Linked DNA regions of Mus musculus: region 1 is linked to region 2. Evidence: chromatin loops called from intact Hi-C (ENCODE). Cell type or tissue: left cerebral cortex. All regions are shown on one strand. Each heading gives the region's core, and the rest is flanking DNA. Links, peaks and the distances in the headings are about the cores only.

Evidence for each region. Peaks named below come from ENCODE experiments on the same cell type or tissue, not always from the same donor. Only the 100,000 strongest peaks of a DNase experiment are listed, where the experiment ranks them.
Region 1: a loop joins it to region 2, with 2.7 times the contacts of the local background. A loop is called at or near these places in 4 of 42 quality-filtered maps.

What each region holds. Positions count from the first base shown.
Region 1 is chr7:99,982,867-99,993,200 of GRCm38, forward strand. No RefSeq gene overlaps it. Among named protein-coding and RNA genes, the nearest start is that of Rnf169, 7.6 kb to the left of the region's middle. In left cerebral cortex, for the core only: CTCF peaks have their summits at 2,805 (motif pointing left), 6,064 (motif pointing right) and 7,749; DNase peaks (open chromatin) are centred at 1,694, 3,564, 6,070 and 7,732.
Region 2 is chr7:100,221,715-100,232,048 of GRCm38, forward strand. It overlaps Pgm2l1 (phosphoglucomutase 2-like 1), which reads left to right and starts at 5,893. Exons shown (of 14, transcript NM_027629.3): 1 at 5,893-6,320. The coding sequence starts at 6,210. Gm34877 (a long non-coding RNA gene) reads right to left here and starts at 5,691. Exons shown (of 3, transcript XR_869834.3): 1 at 5,416-5,691. In left cerebral cortex, for the core only: no CTCF peak of the experiment used is centred there; DNase peaks (open chromatin) are centred at 5,616, 5,971, 6,534, 6,664 and 1 more place; H3K4me3 peaks cover 3,666 bases; H3K27ac peaks cover 1,969 bases.

The DNA of each region.
Region 1 (10,334 bases), core at 1,426-9,425, 240 kb before region 2:
TCTATGTCGTGCTCATTTTTAATGCTATAAGAATCTAACACTAGATTGTCAGGGAGACTGTTACAGTGGACACGTTCAACAGTCTCTTCTATCCCTCGAATTCAGAAGACCGAGTTCCCAGTTTCCAATTTTTTTCTCTCCTCTATGCTGTTGCCAAGGTAATCTTTCTAACACAGCAATGGTGACGAGGTGCAGGGGGTGGGGAGAGACAGATCTGTGGAGAGTTATTCATGAGGAGAACAGGAACAAGAAGATGGCTCTGAAGTTTCAGTTGACTGTGATCATGGTTGACAAGCCAGCAAAACAGAGCAACCAGGAAGGAGCACCAGCCTGAGAAGAGCACCAGCCTGAGAGGGGAGAAGGACTGAAGGCCGGCAGACATTTTGTTACATCGCATTTGCCACCATCATCTAAACCTCCACTCTGCTAAGAAACCCCTCATTCTGCGCCTCTCTGACGAGAGGAGGGAAGCTGGCGTAGGAAAGCATCTAACTGCTCCCTGCCTGGAGAAGCCAGGACTGGTCATAGGTCTTGGGCTCTACTCGCTTCCCACTTCTCTCAAAACTCTGCATCTTTGGTGAGTGGCAGATTTAGAGACAGATTTAGAATTGTTCATAGCAACAAAAACAGTGGGTATCCAACAGCAAGGGATGTTGGGTGGGAACTGGGGGAGGTGTGGTGTCCTTCCCTTGGTGATAGTAGCCACTGGATTGTTCCTGTGGTACCGGCTGCCCTTTCCAGTTGACCCAGTTTTTCCTTAAACCGTTCTCAGTTCCTGTCAACTGTGCTGTAATTCTTGTTGTTTTGAGGCATCATCCGAGACTGGTTGTTAAGGATGCTTCACAGGTTATGAAATGATACAACAAGGTTAGACCAATGGTCTAGAACAGAAAAAAAAGCCCAAACAGTGTAACTACCGTGGCAGGAATGGAGATTTTCTAAAGAGACAATTGTGCTCCTCCCTTTAGATATTGAACTATTGGAATAATAGATTCCATGGTACTGGAATTTCCCTGGAAATCCTATACTGGGAGAAGGAAAAGACTAGAAATGGTGCCAGGCAGAGGAGAAACTTGTCTCTCAGAAAGAAACTTCACACGATACTGACAGCTTGTCAGACCACCTTGAAGGAAATACTACAGCCCAGGCAATGAGAAAGGACAGGACCACACTTAGACCAGGGCTGTTTTAGAGCTAAGCTTCATGTCTAGACCCAGAAGATGGACTTGGCCAAAGGAGGGGGATGTGGTCCATCTGACCTCTGTGTTCCTCTTCCCCACCGGGGCCACACTGAGTGACTCTTTCTGCTCATCATCCTTACTCTACATTTTTCATCATCTATCGGGGGACCAGTGACTGAGCCCCTGGGGTACAGTGCAGGATCCAAGGCCAAGGCCTGCTCCCAGCAGGATAGTGACATGATAGGCCATGCTCTTTGTTCTCATCCTCCAGTGGCTATACCAACGACCAGGAAAAAGTGGGACCCATAGAGCCACTTTAACACAGGATGCCAACTAGAACAAGAATGGAGTCCCGTGCTTCAGTCACCACCCCTGTCATCCAGGCTGAGGACTGCATGGCCGCCATAGTGCCTCAACTGGAACAGCTCCTAAATTGTCCTAAACTAATCTTAAAACTCTGCATCCACTCCAGCAAGCCTCTCTCTGCACTTCCTTCAGGCTGATGACCCCAGTTTTGCTCTGCTGGGCTGATGGACTGTGACACAAGGTAAGACCATTCAGACTGAGTCTAGGTGGAAACAAGGCTGTGTCTCTTTGCAAAGCCAGGAACTCCTTCACACCCGCCCACAAAGACTTCACACCATCTAGCACAAGAAAAAAAAAACCCACCCCTTAGACCTCCTTAAGACTGCTCCACTCTTTGGGCTGCTAATTTGTCTCCTTTTTTGTTTCTTCCCTTTGGTTTCAGAAAAGGTTCTCAAGATGCCAATCATTGTACCCATCACTTTGATGCTGTCATCCGTTTGACCCTTCCAGGCTCTGTATGAATCTCCTTGACACTCTGTTTCTGCCTCTTCAAGGTTACAATCTAGTAGGCAAAATTATGCACCCATAATTATAACAAAAGAATTGTGGCAAAGCTAGAAGCAGTCTAATGAGACACACACACACACACACACACACACACACACACACACACAGTCTCCTGGTAGCAGAGAGCATAGGCAGAGTCCTAGGGAAGTCTCACAGACTTTGAATTCTGCTCTAACAGTGAGTTCACGCAATAGACAGGAAGGAAGGAAAGAACTGAGGCTCCAAGGCAACAAAGCTCGGCTGTGTGTGTGTGTGTGTGTGTGTGTGTGTCTGTGTGTGTGTCTGTGTGTGTGTCTGTGTGTCTCTGTGTGTGCCTGTGTGTGTCTCTGTGTGTGTCTGTGTGTCTGTGTGGCAGAGATGGAGGGTTAAGGGATGGTGTTCAGACTAAGCAATTCAATGTGGGAAGAAGGAACATAGGGCTGGAAATAAGCCTAGAAAATTGGGGGGAAATGAACTAGGTCCCCCAAGCCTGAGGAACTGAGCTTAACCCTCAAGCCCCAGGTGGTAGAAGACGGACTCCAAGTTGTCTGATCCTCATAGGCAAGGCTGGCATTCACAGGGGTCACCCCCTCCCTCTCTTCCTTTCTCCCTCTCTACCTCTCCCTACCCCAAAAATGTAAAACTAAAAGGCTGTCTTAATGGAGCTGGAGAGATGGCTCAGTGGTTAAAAGCATTCCAGAAGACCTAGGTTCAATTCCCAGCACCGACATGAGCAGCTTACAAAATGCCTGCAATTCCAGTTTCTGACAGCAAGGCCCTCTTCTGGCCTCCGAAGGCACCAGGCACACTTGAAGTACACAGATAAACATGCAGACAGCACATACATAACCATAAACAGTTTAAAATTAATTAAAAAGAAAAAGTGGTTAAAAAACAAAACTAGAATTTACAGAGCAAATACTACATGGCAGGCACCACATTAAGCAGTAACGGCTTATTTATCTCATTCCAGCCCGTCAGCCTTGCACAATGGGCATGTTTGCCTGTTTATTTATAGAAGAAAGCAATCAAGATCTTTGGGAGCAATCAAAAGATTTGGACTAAAGGATCTTTGCACATGAATTTTATAGGAATAATTCTCAAACCTGTAGTTATGAATATGGGGTAAAAACAGTATCTTCTCCCCACCCATATGGAGCTGAGAGATCACTACAGTACGCCTTACTCAGCACTGATACAGACTGAGAATTCAGCCACAAGAAGGAAGGCTGGGGATGATGACACAGGGCAGCTTCAGGTACAAGGCTTGATGCATCCTATGTTATGAAATCAATTTCATGGAATAACATCCAATAGTTAATACCGTTACCATTCAGTGAGTTTCAAAATACAACACATAAAAAAAAATCTATTACGAAGAAAGCACAAGAGGAACACTCCTCCATTGCAAGCTGGTACAACCACTCTGGAAATCAGTCTTGCGGTTCCTCAGAAAACTGGAAATAGTACTAACTGAGGACCCAGCTATTCCACTCCTGGGCATTTACCCAGAAGATGCTCCAGCACATAACAAGGACACATGTTCCTCTATATTCATAGCAGCCTTATTTATAGTAGCCAGAAGCTGGAAACACCCAGATGTCCCTCAGCAAAGGAATGGATACAGAAAATGTGATACATTTACATAATGGAGTACTACTCAGCTATTAAAAACAATGACTTCGTGAAATTCACTGGCAAATGGATGGAACTAGAAAATACCATCCTGAGTGAGGTAAAATCATCCCACTCACAAAAGAACACACACAGTATGCACTCACTGATAAGTGGATATTAGGCAAAAAGCTCAGAATACCCACAATACAATTCACAGACCACATGAAGCTCAAAAAGAAGGAAGAGCAAAGTGTGGGTGCTTCAATCCTACTTAGAAGGGGGAGCAAAATACTCTCAGGAGGTAGAGGGTGGGCAAGAGGAACTTGAGAGAAAGAGAGGAGGGGGAGGGGGAGAAGGGGGCAGGATCAGGTATGGGAGAAGACAGGGGAGAAGTACAGAGGACCAGGAAATTGAAGAGAGGTGTTCAATGGGGCATGGGAAACTGGGGTAGCCACCGGAAAGTCCCAAAAGCCAGAAAAGCAAGAGACTCCCAGGACCCAGTGGGGGTGACATTAGCTGAAATACCCAACAAAGGGGAGAGAGAACCTGTTGAAATCATATCCAGAGGTTAAGCACAGCCCCCAATTGAGAGATGGGGGTCACCCACCCATCTCCAAAATTTTAACTCAGAATTGCTCCTGTCTAAAGGAAATACAGGGACAAAGAGTAGAGCAGAGATTGAAGGAAATGCCATCCAGAGACTGCCCTACCTGGAGATCCATCCCATGTACAGCCACCAAAATCCAGACACTATTGCTGATGCCAAGAAGTGCTTGCTGACAGGAGCATGATATAGCTGAGCCTGAGAGGCTCTGCCAGAGCCTAACCAATAGGGATGCGGATGCTTGCAGCCAACCATCAGAGTAAGCACAGGGTCCCCAATGAAGGAGTTAGGGGGAGAACTGTAGGAGCTGAAGGGGATTGCAACCCTATAGGAAGAACAACAATATCAACCAACCAGACTCCCCCTCCCCAACCCCCATAGCTCCCAGGGACTAAACCATCAACCAAAGAGTACACATGGAGGGACCCATGGCTCCAGCTGCTTATGTAGCAGAGGATGTCCTCATCTAGCATCAGTGGGAGGGGGAGGCCCTTGGTCCTGTGAAGGCTTGATGCCTTAGTGTAGGGGAATGCTAGGGCAGTGAGGAGGGAGTAGGTGGGTGGGTAGGGGAACACCCTCATAGAAGCAGCGGGAGGGGATGGGGGGGTTGCAGAGGGGAAACAGGGAAAGAGGTAAGATTTGAAATGTAAATAAATAAAATATCCAATTAAAAATACATTAAAATAAAATAAAGAAACAAGAATGCTTGTAGTGAGCAGTTAGTTATCTCTGGCAGGGCAGCATTAGGGAGGCAGAGGCAGTTGGATCTTTGAGTTTGAGTCCAGCCTGATCTGCAGTTTAAGTTCTAGGATAGCCAAGGCTGTTACATAGAGAAGTCCTGTCAAAAAGAGGGGGGGGGGGAGAGAGAAAGGAAGAAAGATTTCCTATGTATATACTGTAAATCCACTTGATTATACGTGCAGCGGGGCCCACTCTCTCTACCTCCTTCAAAGTCTGCCACCCCCACAGTCTTTCTCCCTGACTCTGAGACTTCTCTACTCTCCTGTCCCCTAGACCCTGACTAGAAATTCTAAGTAATCACTTTCGCTTTCCTCCCCTCCCCTCTCCCAACCCTCATTTTAAGATAAAGTCTCACACTGTAGCCCAGACTGGCCTAGAATTTGCACCAGTCCTCCTATCTCCAGCCTCAGAGTGTTGGGACACACCAAGCTTGATTTATTACAGAATTTCTTTAATGAGTGAAAAAAATTATATTATATATAGTTACTGTTTATAAGGGGGCAGAGGTGGCTTTAAACGTATGTCGTGTTTATGATAGAAAATATAAGAGAAAAATCAGCAAATAGCTCTACCCAACCCCATTTCACAGTAAGACATTTAGAGACAGATTTCTCTCTTGCGAGGGCTTGTCATATTATAGTTCAGACCTGCTTTATTCTCACAGAGCCTGACTCCTAGCAACCTCAACAAAGAAATCTTACTAGCTTCACTTTGCCTAGACCAAGTCCCCAAAAGGAAGTGGCCATAGTCCTATTCGAGGACAAGTGTGAGACACAGTGAAGCCATATTTTGTCATAAATGAACAGGTAAGAGGATAAAGTGAGCAGAATGAAGAATTTGCCTCAGAAGAAAATGTCTCTAGTTTGGGAAGAAACTGATGCTTGATGGGTCAGTTAAAGGCCGAGAGCAGAGTGACAAGTGATAAAATTTCTTTGTCTATTCTAGAATGGTCATTGGGTGATGGCTCTTCGTTCACAATCTGTTTGCTGGTCTCAGCTCTACTCTCCCATCCATGGGAACAGCCAGCTAGTTTTCCCGGGCCTCCCAGACTGTGATGTCACCAAGTGACCACCAGGGGGCAAACAGAGCCTGCACTGCCTCTTCCAAACAGTTCCTGGGAAGCCAAAGTCACTCAGAGCTCTGCTGGCATTTGAAATCATCAGAGGTTTCTAACCAAACCCCTTTGTTAAAAAGAAGAAAGCTAAGGTTTAAGGAGGGGAAGGACTCGGTCAAAGCTCTTTAGTGAATCATGTGAACTAGAAACCAATGCTTCTGACAACTCCAGCTCTACCATGTTCTTTCTGTCTCACTGCACTTCTGTTGACACAGGGTCTCACCACACAGCCCTTGCCAGCTTGGAACTCACTATGTAGACCAACTGGTGTCTAACTCACAGTGCCATCATTCCTAGCTAACACTTCTTTCATGTTTTCTACGTAACATGACTGATTTCCAGACTACGTTATAAGAGCAGGAGGCTGGGGAGCGTGTTTTGACCAACAGTATCTCCAGCACTTTCACTGCTGTCTTGCAGACTGCCTGTGCTGTATGCAATTTGAAGGATTCCTTAACAGTGGTGCAGATAAAACCATGTGGAGGTGCAAAGAAGGAAGCCACTACTAGGTGGGCACAGAACTGGATCCAAAGGAAGGATCTGAACTCAACCAAGAAAAAGGGAATTCCAAATGGAAGGGACAGGAGAGGAAGCCAGCACTTAGAGGCACAAAACTCCCTGCACAGGATGGAAAAGACAGATTCTGAGGAGCTGCCACATGTGTATCAGATTAGGGGGGAGAAGTAGAGAAGTTTGGGGTCAGCCGGTGACACGGCCATGTAATCTCAGGACTCAGGAGGTAGAGGAAGGAGGACTGCAAATTCAAGGACAGCCTAGGCACAGAACAAAGTCAATGCCAAGGAGATCCTGAAGGAAGGAAGAGGAGGAGAGGATGGGGGAAGACAGGATGAAAGGAAAAGGAAGGGAAGAGGGGATAGAGGGAAGGAGAAAAGGGGAGAAAGGAGGGAGGGAGCAAGGGTGGGTGGGAAGGGAGGAGGGAGGGAGGAAGGGAGAGGAAGGGAGGGGAGCAGGGGTGGGTGGGAGGTGAGGAGGGTTGGAAGCAGAGGAGAGAGGGGGAGGAGGGAGGGAGAACTCTTCCATCAGCTGTAGAGTTGCTGCTGTTCACGAATTCACTCAAGGAGCCACTGGACATGTTAGCAGAAGCAGGGGTGAGGGTGGGGTTGGAGAGATAGCTCAGTGGTTAAGAGCACTTGTTGCTCTTCCAGAAGACCGGGGTTCGATTTCTGGCACCTACATCAGGCAGCTTACAGCCACCTCAACTCTAGCTTCAGAGATCTAATCCCCTCTTCTGGTCTCTGAGGTCACTGCACACACAAACAGGACACAATTATGTTGGCACACACACATGCACAGAAGTAAAACTAAAACTGAAACTAGCTGGACATGATGGCATGCTCCTTCAATGGGTGCATTCAGGAGGTGGAACCAGGCAGCTCCCTGTGAGTTAGAGGTCAGCCTGGTCTACCTAGCCAGCCCCGGGACAACCAAGGCTACATGAAGACTCTGTCTCAAATAAAAGAAGCAGTGGCAGAGGTACTGGTGACAGTATTATACAATCAGATGTCTAGAATTTGGAGCCTTGAGTCTAAGCTTCCGGGTCCGTGTGAGTCAGATGCTGCCGGTGCGCATGCGTGCTAGCCTCCACAATTCCTCCTGTAACTCACTTTTCTCGGCACAGCGCCTCCTCGTGCATGAGGACTATTTGAAGATTCCTGAACTCACTGGGCTGTTCTCTAAGCACGGCTTGGTAAGTAGCAACCCCACTGAGTTCAAGCAACACAGTTCGAGAAGGGCCTGGACTGCCTGCACGCAGGGAATACTTAGTTTTTATGACCGGAAGCAGTGGTGTGTGCAGGTGAGCAGACCAAGCCAATTTTCTACACTAAACTACAAAAAAGGTTGTCCTAGGGATGAGGTGCAGTGAGCCCACCCATCAAGCCGAGGGAAACCTGGCTGTTATGGCGGCTGTTACAAAGTCTGGGAGAAGATATGAGAGAGGCAGCTGGATGAATGCTTTATCTTTTTTTTTAATCCACTCTTTAAGACTTTCATATGTGTATACAATTCATTTTGATCCTATCAAACCCCCCACTCTTCCTCCAACTTTTCCCAGACTCCCTTAGCCCCACCCCCATACCAACTTCATGTCTTCCTTCGTTAGCCTAACACAGCGGTTCTTAACCTGTAACAGATATCCTACATATCAGATATTTACATTATGATTCATAACAAAGGGTCGCAGCACCAGGAAGGTTGGGAACCTGGCTTACAAGTCTAGTCAGTGCGTGCACACAGAAGAACATGGAAGAATGTGCAGCCATTGGTGAGAGCATTGATGAAAGGGGCCTAGGATCCATCCTTTGTTTTATTAAGAAAACAATAAAACCCCAAGGTTATGCCGTCCCATCCACACACACCCCTAAGGTCCAGCTCATCCTGGAGTGTTCAAGATCATGGAAGTATTGGTGTAGGCGTTTTCTTACTTTATTGGGTTCTTCTGTCTCCACCTCCTTTCTAACCCTTATTCCACCCTAATCCCTTCCAACCCCCAACACTAGATAGGAGAAAAGAAGGTTAGAGGGGAAAATGGGTGTGGCCCTCTATAGGCGACTTCCTGCTGATTCAAGTCATCAGATTCCTTGGGGCAAGTCCAGTCTTTGTTATCAGGATGTCCAGCAACAGCCAACACACAGACCATCTCAGGACTCCACCTCCCCCCCCCCCCCCCCCGAGCACAAGACAATCTAAGTTAACAGCTGTGGACAAACTGGAGCAGCCCCATATCCCACACCTGGGATTAGAACGAAGACATTCACATAACTGGGTTTTTTAAAGAAACCACAATTCCCACTACATGATAGAGACAGATCATGTGTAAGACTTAGGTCAACTACTACTATGATTTTGTTAAATGGACTTAGCATCAAACTGCCCTTTAAAATCCTAGCTCTCTATCTATAGACTAGCAAGACTCTCAGACCGCATCGGAGAAGTTTCTTTTGTGTGGTGGATGGTGCTGAACACAGAAACTCACAACTGGTTACAATACAGAGAAGTAGTTGCGGAGTGTTCAGCTATAAACGGGACATCTGTATCCTTCCCTCTCCCCAATGCTCAGGGGCCACCACGGAATGGGGGTGGGGTGGAAAGATTGCAGGAGCCTGAGGTCAGGGAGGACCAGAGTGAAACAGTGTTTTCTGAACACAAGACCAGGGCACTCATGAACTCAGCTGCTGTGGCTGCCCGCACAACGTCCGCACAGCCAAGAGTCAGAGTGCGAAAGGGTTGGTGAGCCCAACGGAGGAGCTGAGAGCCCTTGATGGCATCTGGAGGGGGAAGGCAGTTTTTTAAAGGATGTAGCTTCCAGAAGGGGGACTGTGCTGCAGTGGATGTCCTATACTCAAATAAGGGACAGCGAAAGTTAGAATAGATGAGTTATTTAATTAAGAAAGAGAACATAAGGCTGGGATAGTGTGGGACATGGGGGGTTATCTGGGAGGAGTTAAGAGAAGGAGTTGGGATGAATATGATTAAAATACATTGTATAACATTATTTTAAAAACCAAAATATTTCTTCAAAAAGAATTATGGTGAATAAAAGATGCCAGGCTGGGGTGGTGGCTGCCTAGGAAGTGTTCTCAGTAAGAGCATGAGAACGAGAACTATAATTCAGATCCATGTAGTGACAGGTCCCCTTCCTCCCCCCCCCCAGCTCCCCCCATAATAGCACCACATCACACAAAGTCAGGGACTCCCCAGAACAAGCTGGCTGGCCAGCTTACACCAAACAGTGAGTTCTAGGTTCAGTGAGAAACCCTGTCTCAATACACACAGTGGAAAATGGTGGAGGACACCAGCCATCAACATCCAGCTTCCACATTCACACACACACACACAGACACACACACTCATGTTATTGCCCCTCCCAAACACACACACACTCACCCCACACACACTCACTTGCCCACACAGGCGAACACACATACACAATCAAGGCACACACATACACTCTCTCACACACACATACACTCATGTACACACAGCCACACACACATATACTCACATGCCCACACAGGTACATGTATACACATATGCACACACACACATGCACACACAGAGGCACACATACACAGAGGCACACACACTCATGCACACACACAGGCAGACACATGCAGTCACGCACACACAGGCACACACACACACACACACACACACACACACACACACGGAAGTGACTCAGAGGGCACAGGATGTAGCTCGAGTG
Region 2 (10,334 bases), core at 960-8,959:
ATATAATGTCCAACATATGTATATATACAAAAACTAAATCCCATGATTTAAGATCTAAGAAAAAAATGATAAGAAAAACCTGAAGCATAGGTATTTTAGATGACAACTATACTGACTATAGATATATATTTTTAAGGTTTGAAGATCTCTGTAGAAACTAGGAAGGCATGGGAAATATGATTCCAAATTTGCAAGAGTCTAAAGTAACTCTATAAACAGAAATATAGTAACTAAAATTAAAAACCTAAGCGTGAAGTATCTGGGTTGGTGGCTGTGTTAGGGGTGAAGGTGGCATGTCCTGAGAAGTCACAGAAGCATGGTGTTCCGTTTCCCATCTAACTAAGGATTAACATCAACCTGTTGCAAATTCTTTCAAACATCAAAAGAGGAGAGTGTGCGCCTTTTAAGTTGTTTTATGAGGACAGTATTGTCTTGAACACAGGCAAATATATCACAAGAAAATATATTTTTTAAGATCTCATGAATATGGACACATAAGTCAATGGTAACTAGCAAACAGACACATAAGAACATCACGAGGAAATGAAAGGAAAAACAAGGTATAACTTCTGAAACTTCATCTTCACATGAATATATGAACATGGGACTTCAGAATGCAAGTCTTCTGCTTATTTTGTGAGATATAATATTCAACATTTTATTCTTTTTGATACTATTGAAAATTATTTTGTTAACTTCATTTCCACAGAGCTCAAATGTTTAGATTCGATTTTATGTTGATGTCATAGCTTGAAACCCTATAGAATCTATTTACTGATTCTAATAAAATTTTTATATACACAGATCATGTCACCTCTGAATAGTTTATTTCTTCTTTTGCAATATGAATGCCTTTGACATCTTTTCTATGTTGTTGTTCAGTTGCACTAGTTAGACCCTGGATGAAAATGGCAACAGCAGACCTTTCCTTCCTGGTCCTCATCCTACTGAGGACCAAGCCCAGTACTGCATTGTTAATTACAGTGTTGGCTAACTGTAGACCTCTTCCAGACACAAAGTTTCCCTGAGCCCCGAGGTTATTGTATGTTTTTATCACGAAAGAGTGCTAGAGTCTTTCTAATACTTCTCGTATTTATTGAGATACCAAGCGAAAACAAAAAGCCTGAGCATGTTACAAGATGGACAGATCTTTCTTTCTTGTCTTGGAACAGGATCTCATTCGGTAACCCAGGTTGGCCCAGAACTCAGTGTGTAAGCCAGGCTAGCCTTAACTCACAGCAATCCTCTTACCTTAGCCTCCAAAGTGCTGGGATTAGAGGCATGAGCCATCGTACCCAGCTAAAATGAGTAAATCTTAGAGAAATTATGCTAATTAATGAAACCAATGACAGTGACCCCATACATGACATGGTTTCATTTAGAGGAAATGTTTACAATGGGGCAATCTCTAAAGAGATAAAGATGTATTTGTGGTTGCTTTGACGGGGGGGGCGGGGGGAGTATCAAAAGATTTGAGTGATAAGAGGGCTGATAGTGAAGGGCACAGGGTTTACGAGATGGTGAAAATGTTCTCAAGTTGTTCTAAAATTCTTATGTATGTATGTATATATGTGTATATATATATGCATCTATGAATGATTTTTAAAAACCGTTTAATTGAATACTTTAAATGCATAGATTATATGGCATCTGAATCATATCTAAAGATAGATACTGAAAATGGAATGAGGCACTCACACACAGGCAGCAGCTTTACACCTGGACAAGGATGAGAGCAGGGCCTCCTTATAATTTGCACCCTGGGTCTGTCACTTTGCTTCACTGTAGCCCTGTTGTGCCTGCAGCCATTAGCTAGACCTTACACGAAGATCTCTTTCTGTTTGTTATTGTTATAGTTCCGTGCATCAGAAGAGGCCTGAAAGGAGGACATTGCTTACATAATTCTTCCTTTTTACACACACACACACACACACACACACACACACACCCTTTATTAATAAAAAGCTAACTAGGGTTTATGACAGGTATTTCAGTAAGCAACAAGAAGAGAATATACTCTTTACATAAAACAAAATGACAGATTTCTTCAAGATTTAATGTCTTTGTTGGCAGACAAGATGGATCAGCAGGTAAAGGTACTTGCCACCTAGCCTGATGACCCTAGTTCCATTCCAAGGCCCCATATGGTGGAATAAGAGAACTGATTCCCACAGTAGTTTGTTGACCTTCACACATATGCTGTTGCAACACACACACACACACACACACACACACACACACACACACACACACACCACGCACATACACATACCACGCACATACACACAACAATATATTTTAAATTTTAAAAGGATTTAATATCTTATTCCTGAGTTGTATTTAGTGTGCCACATCCAGGACCTGGCAAGGCTTTAGAGGACATGGTAGTGATAGCTAACGATCTTGCTTGTCAACTTGACTGTATCTGGAGCCAAATAAAACATAAGGCACTGCACACTTCTGTGAGAAATTTCCTTGATTAGATTATCTGAAGCAGGAAGACTCAGCCTGGATACCACTAGCCCAGATAAAGACATGGAAGAAGGAAACTCTCCCCACCTCAAATTTGCTCTCATTCTTCCTGGTAAATCCATTTATCCTATCCTGTAGCTGGTACATTCCTTCACCATTATCAGAACCAACTTCTTTGGGCTTCCATTGTAAACTGTAGACCAGCCACTGGGACATGTCCTTGAATAGCATATTGAGACCTACAAGCCTCTTCCTAACTCACACTTCCTGGCCACCATGAGGTGAGCATCTTTGCTCTACTTTTTTGTTTTGTTTTGTTTTGTTTTTTCAAGACAGGGTTTCTCTGTATAGCCCTGGCTGTCCTGGAACTCACTCTGTAGATCAGGCTGGCCTCAGACTCAGAAATCCGCCTGCCTCTGCCTCCCAAGTGCTGGGATTAAAGGCATGTGCCACCACACCCAACTTTTGCTCTACTTTTTACTCCTTGCTGTAACAGACTGCTTTTCCACACATCTAAAACAACAGAGCCAAATGACCATAACCTGAGGTCTGTGACATTGTAGGCCCAAATTAACCTTTTTTTCTATTAAGTTGATTTATTTAAGCATTTTGTCACAGTAATGGATAGCTGACTGACACAATGACACAACTATAAATATATATAACACGTATAATTGATACATGCATATGGCATAACAAAAATGCATACATTATTGATTATAGTATACAATTATGTATAATGTCACATTTGTGTCAAAAAGGGGACTGCCTATGTAACTGTGGTCTCGTAAGGTTTTTCCTTACAAAATGATGCTATAGTCACTCTATGATGTTCATCTAATGATAAAATTGCCTCACAATTCATTTCTCAGAATGCATTTCCATTCTGAGAACCAAGACCTCACTTTCACAGTCACAGAGTTGACAAACTTTTAGCAAATAAAAATACAGTAAAAACACAGGACCCTTTGGACAAACCCCAATAGAAATGGAAAGCTTCTGAGAGTTTCCCAACTTCCCCTTCTGGACACACAATGTTCTCAGATTGAGTGAATTGAGAGTCTCCGTAGTTACCTTTCAGTGTCTAACCAATAAGTCTAACTAACCTGTTGGGGAAGACTCAGGTAACCCGTAATATCTGTTAGGATTTTGCTGATAAAAGTAAGGAAACATTGGTTGAAAGGGGTATTTAAGTAGAGCCTGTGTTCTCCTGTTTTTACTACATGTCCTATATCATTTCATATATTGAAAGTTGCTGATTTGGTACTATTACTTGGTATTTAAAACTAATTGTCTCAGCCAGGCGGTGGTGGCGCACACCTTTAATCCCAGTATTCGGGAGGCAGAGGCAGGCGGATTTCTGAGTTTGAGGCCAGTCTGGTCTACAGAGTGAGTTCTAGGACAGCCAGGGCTATACAGAGAAACCCTGTCTTGGGGGGGGGGAAATTGCCTCATAAAAAATACTGCATAAAATATTTAAATATTAATTATTAGATTTGTTAAAATGCAAATCTGTTTCAGTAGAACTTTACTGAGTACTAAAATTTGCATCTCTTAATATGCTTCCAGAGGATGCCAACATGTTGGTTCTAATATGTACTTTGATAATGACCATCTAGGTCACAATCAACAGCTATCTTTATGGAGGTACCGCGGCCATTTCAAAATTCAGGATTGCTGGGATTTATGTTCACTAATATAAAATATATTTTAAACAACCTCATAGTGGACTTGAGAATCACTCACTAATGGATTTGAAATGCCCTCTCCTTTTTTCTCAGTTGGCTTATTTCCTGTTCTTGAAATCCCAGTGCAGGTCCTCCTGCTTGATGGTTTCATTTCCACTATTTGCAGCAAGCTCTTCATCGTGGACTAAACATTCTTGCACATATCCTATCTCTCCAGATTTTATTTCTGGGGATTTTGGTTGTGACCCTAGCTTTAACAGCTGAAGCATCACTCCAGCCCTAGATTTTACTTCTTGAAGGGAATTGTTTATATTCTTCTAATATCAGCTCCTAGCATAATTCTTGTTTTGTTGATTTTTAAGGCAAACACTGCAACCCCTTACAATGACATATATTATTTTTCAGAATCTCTCAATACAATTATTTTATGCTAGTAGTTTGGATTTTATTAGAACAAATGATGTCTTTAAAAAATAAAAGGAATACTTTGGATTTATTATGTCTTTTATCTTTGAGCCTCAAAACACTCTAAAACTATTTCTTCAATTACTGTACTGTCATGCTATAAATATTATATAATCCTTACAAGAGCAAAAGGCTGATGAGGAAGAGTTTTAATATACTTGGTCAAGTCACACCAAGAAGGTATTTGGCACAGTGTGGTGGTGCACACCTGGAATTCCAGCACTCAAGAGTTCAATTTCAGCCTGGCGTATATTATGTTCAAGGCTAGCCAAAGCCATAGAGGAGACCCTGTCTCAAAAACAGAGAAAGCAGAGTGGTCCATATACAAGACTTCAGTATTTCTCTGGCCTCAAGTAATGAGACCTGAAAGGCGCACATTTATAGAAGAAAGAAAGTGAAGGTGTTCATTTCTTTTTTCCTCTGTATTCCTACTTGTTCATGAATTTTATGATGTTTGTACATTCTTAAAATAGGGTTAAATGCTGACCCATCATCTGACAACCTTCTTATCTATTTTCCAGACATTATATTCTCTCTACCTCTATTCCGCGGCTACAACTGAACAAAAACAACTGCCAGCTGAGGTAACATAACAGACTGAAACCCGCATTCATTTCTCAGGAACGCTACTGCTCAGAAAATTCGGTTTGCCTTTCAGTTCCTTCTGTGTAAAGTGGGAAAGGAATATACATACAACCTACCACACAGGATGAATGAAATGACAAAAAACGACTCGTAAACTTTCAAGTACAAATAGATACCGTTGTTCCTTACGTCATTCCTTTTTTACCTTAAAGCAGGAGACCACCACTGCACAACATAAGTAAGAAGCGTCAGGGAACAGGTGGTGCTTTTTCTCTCCGAGGGAAGGGAAAGGCAACGGGTGTACAGAACTCGGGGAACCGGGGAAAACTACAACTCCCGTGAGGCGTCACGCGCGCCACTTTGGGCTCCCAAGCGAGACCAAGCCCTGAGGCGAAGAGGGTGGGGCCTGCGCGCGCCGGGGACTCTCCTAGTGAGTGCAGAGGCGGGCTGCTTGAGACGACGGGGACACCAGGTGGAGGCGCACGTGCGAGTGCGGGGCGGGTGATAAGGGAAAGACAGCTGAGGAACGGCATTAAAAAAACAAAGCCAGCTGTGCACTGTCGCCTCAGCGGACAGCAAACGCTGCAGCGGAGGTGCGGGGCGCGCGCTCCCGGGCTCGCGCCTCATGCCTCGGGCACTCGGACGGGCCGGGGCGGGCGGGGGCGGCGCGGGCGGCGCGGGGGCGGGGCCTAAGGCGGCGCGGGCGAAGGCGGCGACCCAGACATCTGGGACTGTTGTTGTTCTCTCGCCTCACGCCCGCCTCAGTCAGTTCGAGCTGAGATCCGGAGCTAGTCTGCTGGGAGGCGGCTGTCCTGTCTCCGCCCTCTCTCCGGGTTCGCTGGAGCTGCGGCAGGAGCTGGCGCGGACTGAACAGCTCGCGGTTGGTCTCCGATGCCCTTCGTCAAGGAGGGGGTTTCTGGACCCTGGTGAGCGCACCTAGAGCCCCCCTGACTCAGTGTCTTCGCCCGCCCCTCGGGCCCGCAAACCCGTGTGTCTACCATGGCTGAGAACGCAGATGATGACCTGAACTCTAACCTGCTCCACGCCCCCTACCTCACTGGGGACCCCCAGCTAGACACGGCCATCGGGCAGTGGCTGCGTTGGGACAAGGTGGGTACCTGGTCACCCCGGCATCTGTCCCCTCTTTCTGCTCACCCTCGCACAGTCCACCCTTTCCGGTACCCACCCAGGGCTCTGGAGGCTCCAGGGGAGATGGCTCCAGCCAGCGCAGGGCTAGTGGAGTTGGGCGATGCCTCTCACCTATGCAGGGGCTGCTTTCCCCGGCGGGCTGGGCTGGGCAGGGACGACTGCAGTCTCTTTCTTTTGTGGTAGGCTACACCGCAGTCCCGCTTCCTCCCTTGCTGCCCCTTCCCTTCCAGTGAGTATCATCTCTCATGGTCAAAATACTTCGTCCTCATTCTCATCGTTGTAAGTTATCCTCTGTGTACTATGCATCCATCACCTTTCCTCTTTCTCCTTTGACTTCCTTCTCTGCAGAACCAGAAAGTGGCTTCTGGTTCTTGAACGTTACTAACCACTCACTATGTTGCTCTGCTGTGTTTCCACCCTCTGTCACTAGGTAATCGCTGGCTAGGTATTCGCTAGTCTATTTCACTCTTATTTTCTGGTATCACCTTTTGCTATTAAATGTGACAAGGGTTCTCCTCTTATTTCATTCCTCTGCCGGCAGTTATTTATTGGAAGTATCCTGTTCAAAAAATTGTCATGGACATCTAGAATAGTCTAGTTGTACTGATAGAATTTGCACCATTCTCAAATCTTAAAAGGCAGATTCTGATCAGATATTTAGGAATTGCTTAGGAATTTCAGAATTGCTGATGCCATCGTTTCTTCTCTCTCCCTCCCCTTGTGCAGGTATATAGGGTGGGTTGGTGAAAGCTAGAATTAAAATGCATCCTTTTCACTTGTAAACGAGGCTCTTGGAGGCTTTTTCAGAGGGTGGGATGATAATCCCAGTGTTTGTTTTCTCAAGTGCATATGATACAGCTGCTAAAACAAAAAAGGCAGCACATTTAAAACTGAATTAAGGGGTTTGTATGGAGGTATGTGAGATTTTGTTATACAAAAGAACTACTTAATTAGCTTTCTGAAAAAGTTTATTTTCATTTTTTTCCAGGTATCTATGCATTTAAGAAGGGAAACAAAACAAAACAAACAAACAAAAAAACCCAACTAAATACTGAGTGTTCTAGGCCAGACAGGAAATGCTGGTGGTGAGAAAGATAGAAAGAGTTCTTGCCGTCAGCAAGCCTTTAGTTCGTAGATAAGGAAGTCCAACAAATAAGCAATTACAATAAAGTATTTGGTGTTACTGGGTCATATATTTCTCAGATGTTCTAATCCTTCTTCTAGAGTCTGAACCAATGTTTCTCAGACCCGAAAGTGCTAACAGATCATCTGGGAATCTTGAGGCATTTGTTGACCAGACAACTAGGGTGGGGCCTGACAGCCTTAGTGAGCTTCCAGGTGATTGATACCAGTTCTGCTGATTTGTGCACCACACTAAAAATAATGACACTCTTTTCTCTTTCAGTATCAGTTTTGTCCGTGTTTTTCCTAATAAATATCCCAGTTGAGTGAATTAATACTTTATTGTCTACTGCCAATATATACTGAAATATTTAAGAACTGTAAAATGCATATAAAAATAATGCTCCAACAGTTATAGTAGCAATAAACAAGGTTGCAGTCATTCAGTGCTTATGGGAGTTCAGAAGTGAGAGTTATCATGAAGTGGGTTCAAGAAGACTTTATGAGAACATGGAATATACATGAAAAGAAATATACATGGAAAGCCTACATGAGAGAGAAGATAAAATAAATGTAGACCTCAATGAGCATAAGAGGATAAAACAATGGCTCCCAAATATAATATAGGGAACAAGTAATAAGTGCCTTAACAGAAAAACAGATTTAAGTAATTTTATTAATTATATATTGCTGGTCTCTTTCTTAATGGGAGATAGTGCTTTTATTTGAGAAACAAAGGTTTATCTACTGTAGATTGATATTTAAGTAAGCTAGGCTAAGTCCAAGGCCACTAGAATTTAGAGTAAAAAATGAAATTTAAGTTTTCATTATATGTTGACTGTACTTACAGTCTTCTAATGCAGAGAGTCTGAGCTCAATCTCTGATTAATACCAATCAAGGAATCCGATAGTGCTGCTGATTCTTGAAGATTGATGAAACATGTGATAAGCTATAAATTGGTCTCAGGGCAATTTGCTATTTTCCGTAGTCAGGAACATTACTAATTTTAGCTTTGGTGACTTGGTGTACATTGAAAAGTCTTCATGAAAAAAAAAGATATTATTCTTGTTGAACTTTCTCATTTAATTAACATTCAGATTTGCTAAGATGGAGAGGGAAGACTGAGAGTCAGAAAGATGGAAAATTGAATGTGTGTAGTTAGCACATTTGTGTCTGTCGGAGCTTAGGGTACATAGAAATCTTTGGAAAGGTATGTGAAGACCAGATTGTTGAAGAGCAGTAGTATATCATTAGTGGCCTTCAGCAATTAAGAGTATATGTAAGTGCTAAAAAGAAAATAGTGCAAGGACGTAGACCCGGCATAGTTACTCTTGCCTACAATCTCAAAGGTGGGAAACTGATACAGTCAGAGCAGTTAGAGTTTGAGGCCAGCCTGGGCTACATAACGAGTTCCATGCCAGCCTGAATAGCGTGAGACTTTTGTTTTTTATATTTTGTTTTTCTAATCAGATTTACTGTGGGTAGGGTACTCTTGTGTAGCTGCTGTAGGCCAACTTTCTATCAGCAGACTTACCAGACTTGGATGGATACAACCTCCTACTAGCATCCAGGCTTTTATTTAGTAGATTCGCTTCCCTAGTTTCAAAATGAGTCAGTCAACTCAAGGTCATAGAAACTGATGACTGATTTAAGAATACTGTTTTGTTAACTTGTGGCTTATGATCCAGATGCAGTAGATTTATTTCTAAATCAGGCATTTGGTAGATATACCATAGGAAAAGCCAAATAATCCAAAGATTTTTGGTGATTATAAAGTCAAACCACAGAGAGTAAAACATACAACATTTAACAGCATCAGCTTGTAACAAGTAAATGCATCCATCTCTGTGTGGGGCCATGCTATTACTCTAACCCCATAAGTCCAGGGGTCAAGGAGTTCCTCCTATCAGCTGTGCACAGAGAACTCCATTACCAATGTGTTCTCTTCCGCCCTAGGGTAAGGCTCATACCTCCATCCTATTTCTTTCATTCAGGGCTTTCACACATTGTTAAGTTACAGACAAGCAGTCCTGGCAAAAAAACTGGGTTCTTTAACATCACAACTGTCTTTTGATTCTGTTCCAATGTGAATTTTAATTCTCTGTAAGAAATTTATATCTAGGATATAAAACACTGGTAAAGTATGGGTGGGTGGACAGGGAAGGGAGACTGAGACACAGGGCAGAACTGCTTTGCTGACTGTAACAGCAACAACAAATATCCTGTATGTTGACAACAATATGGAGGCAGGAATTTGCCATGGCAATTTAAGAAATAAGAACATTCTGGTCTCAGAATGTAGATCTATATTAAGAAAGAGTAGAATATGAAATTGAAGATAGGTTAGACTTAAAAAGAGCTTGGAAAAGTAAATAAAAGATGTCAATCTAAGCCAGTGATTTTCAGGTGTTTAACAACAGAACATTTTTCAACAAATTAACCAGAACGAAAGGCTGTGAATTAATTCTTCAAGCCTATTTTATTATATAGTAAGAATCTGAGCCTGGGTAATGTATAAAGAAAGGAGGTTTATTTAGCTCAGTTTGTATAAGATCAGGTAGCCACATTGGTTTGGCTTGAGTTACAGCCTTATGGCATATGTAAAAGGGATTACACAGTGAGGCAGGAAGCCCGAGAGCAGGGAGGAGTGAGCCTTGCTGTTTAAATGTTCTCTCCTGTTACCTCCTCTCCTCTCTTCTATAAATTACAGCTTACTCTTGTTAGAACTCATCCACAAACTCCCTAGGAAGTGCCTTTGGCAGTGACCCAGTTACCCCACACTAGGACTCAACTCTTAAAAGCTTCTACTACCTTAATACCTCAGACTGAAGACCAAGTCTTTGGTATGGGAA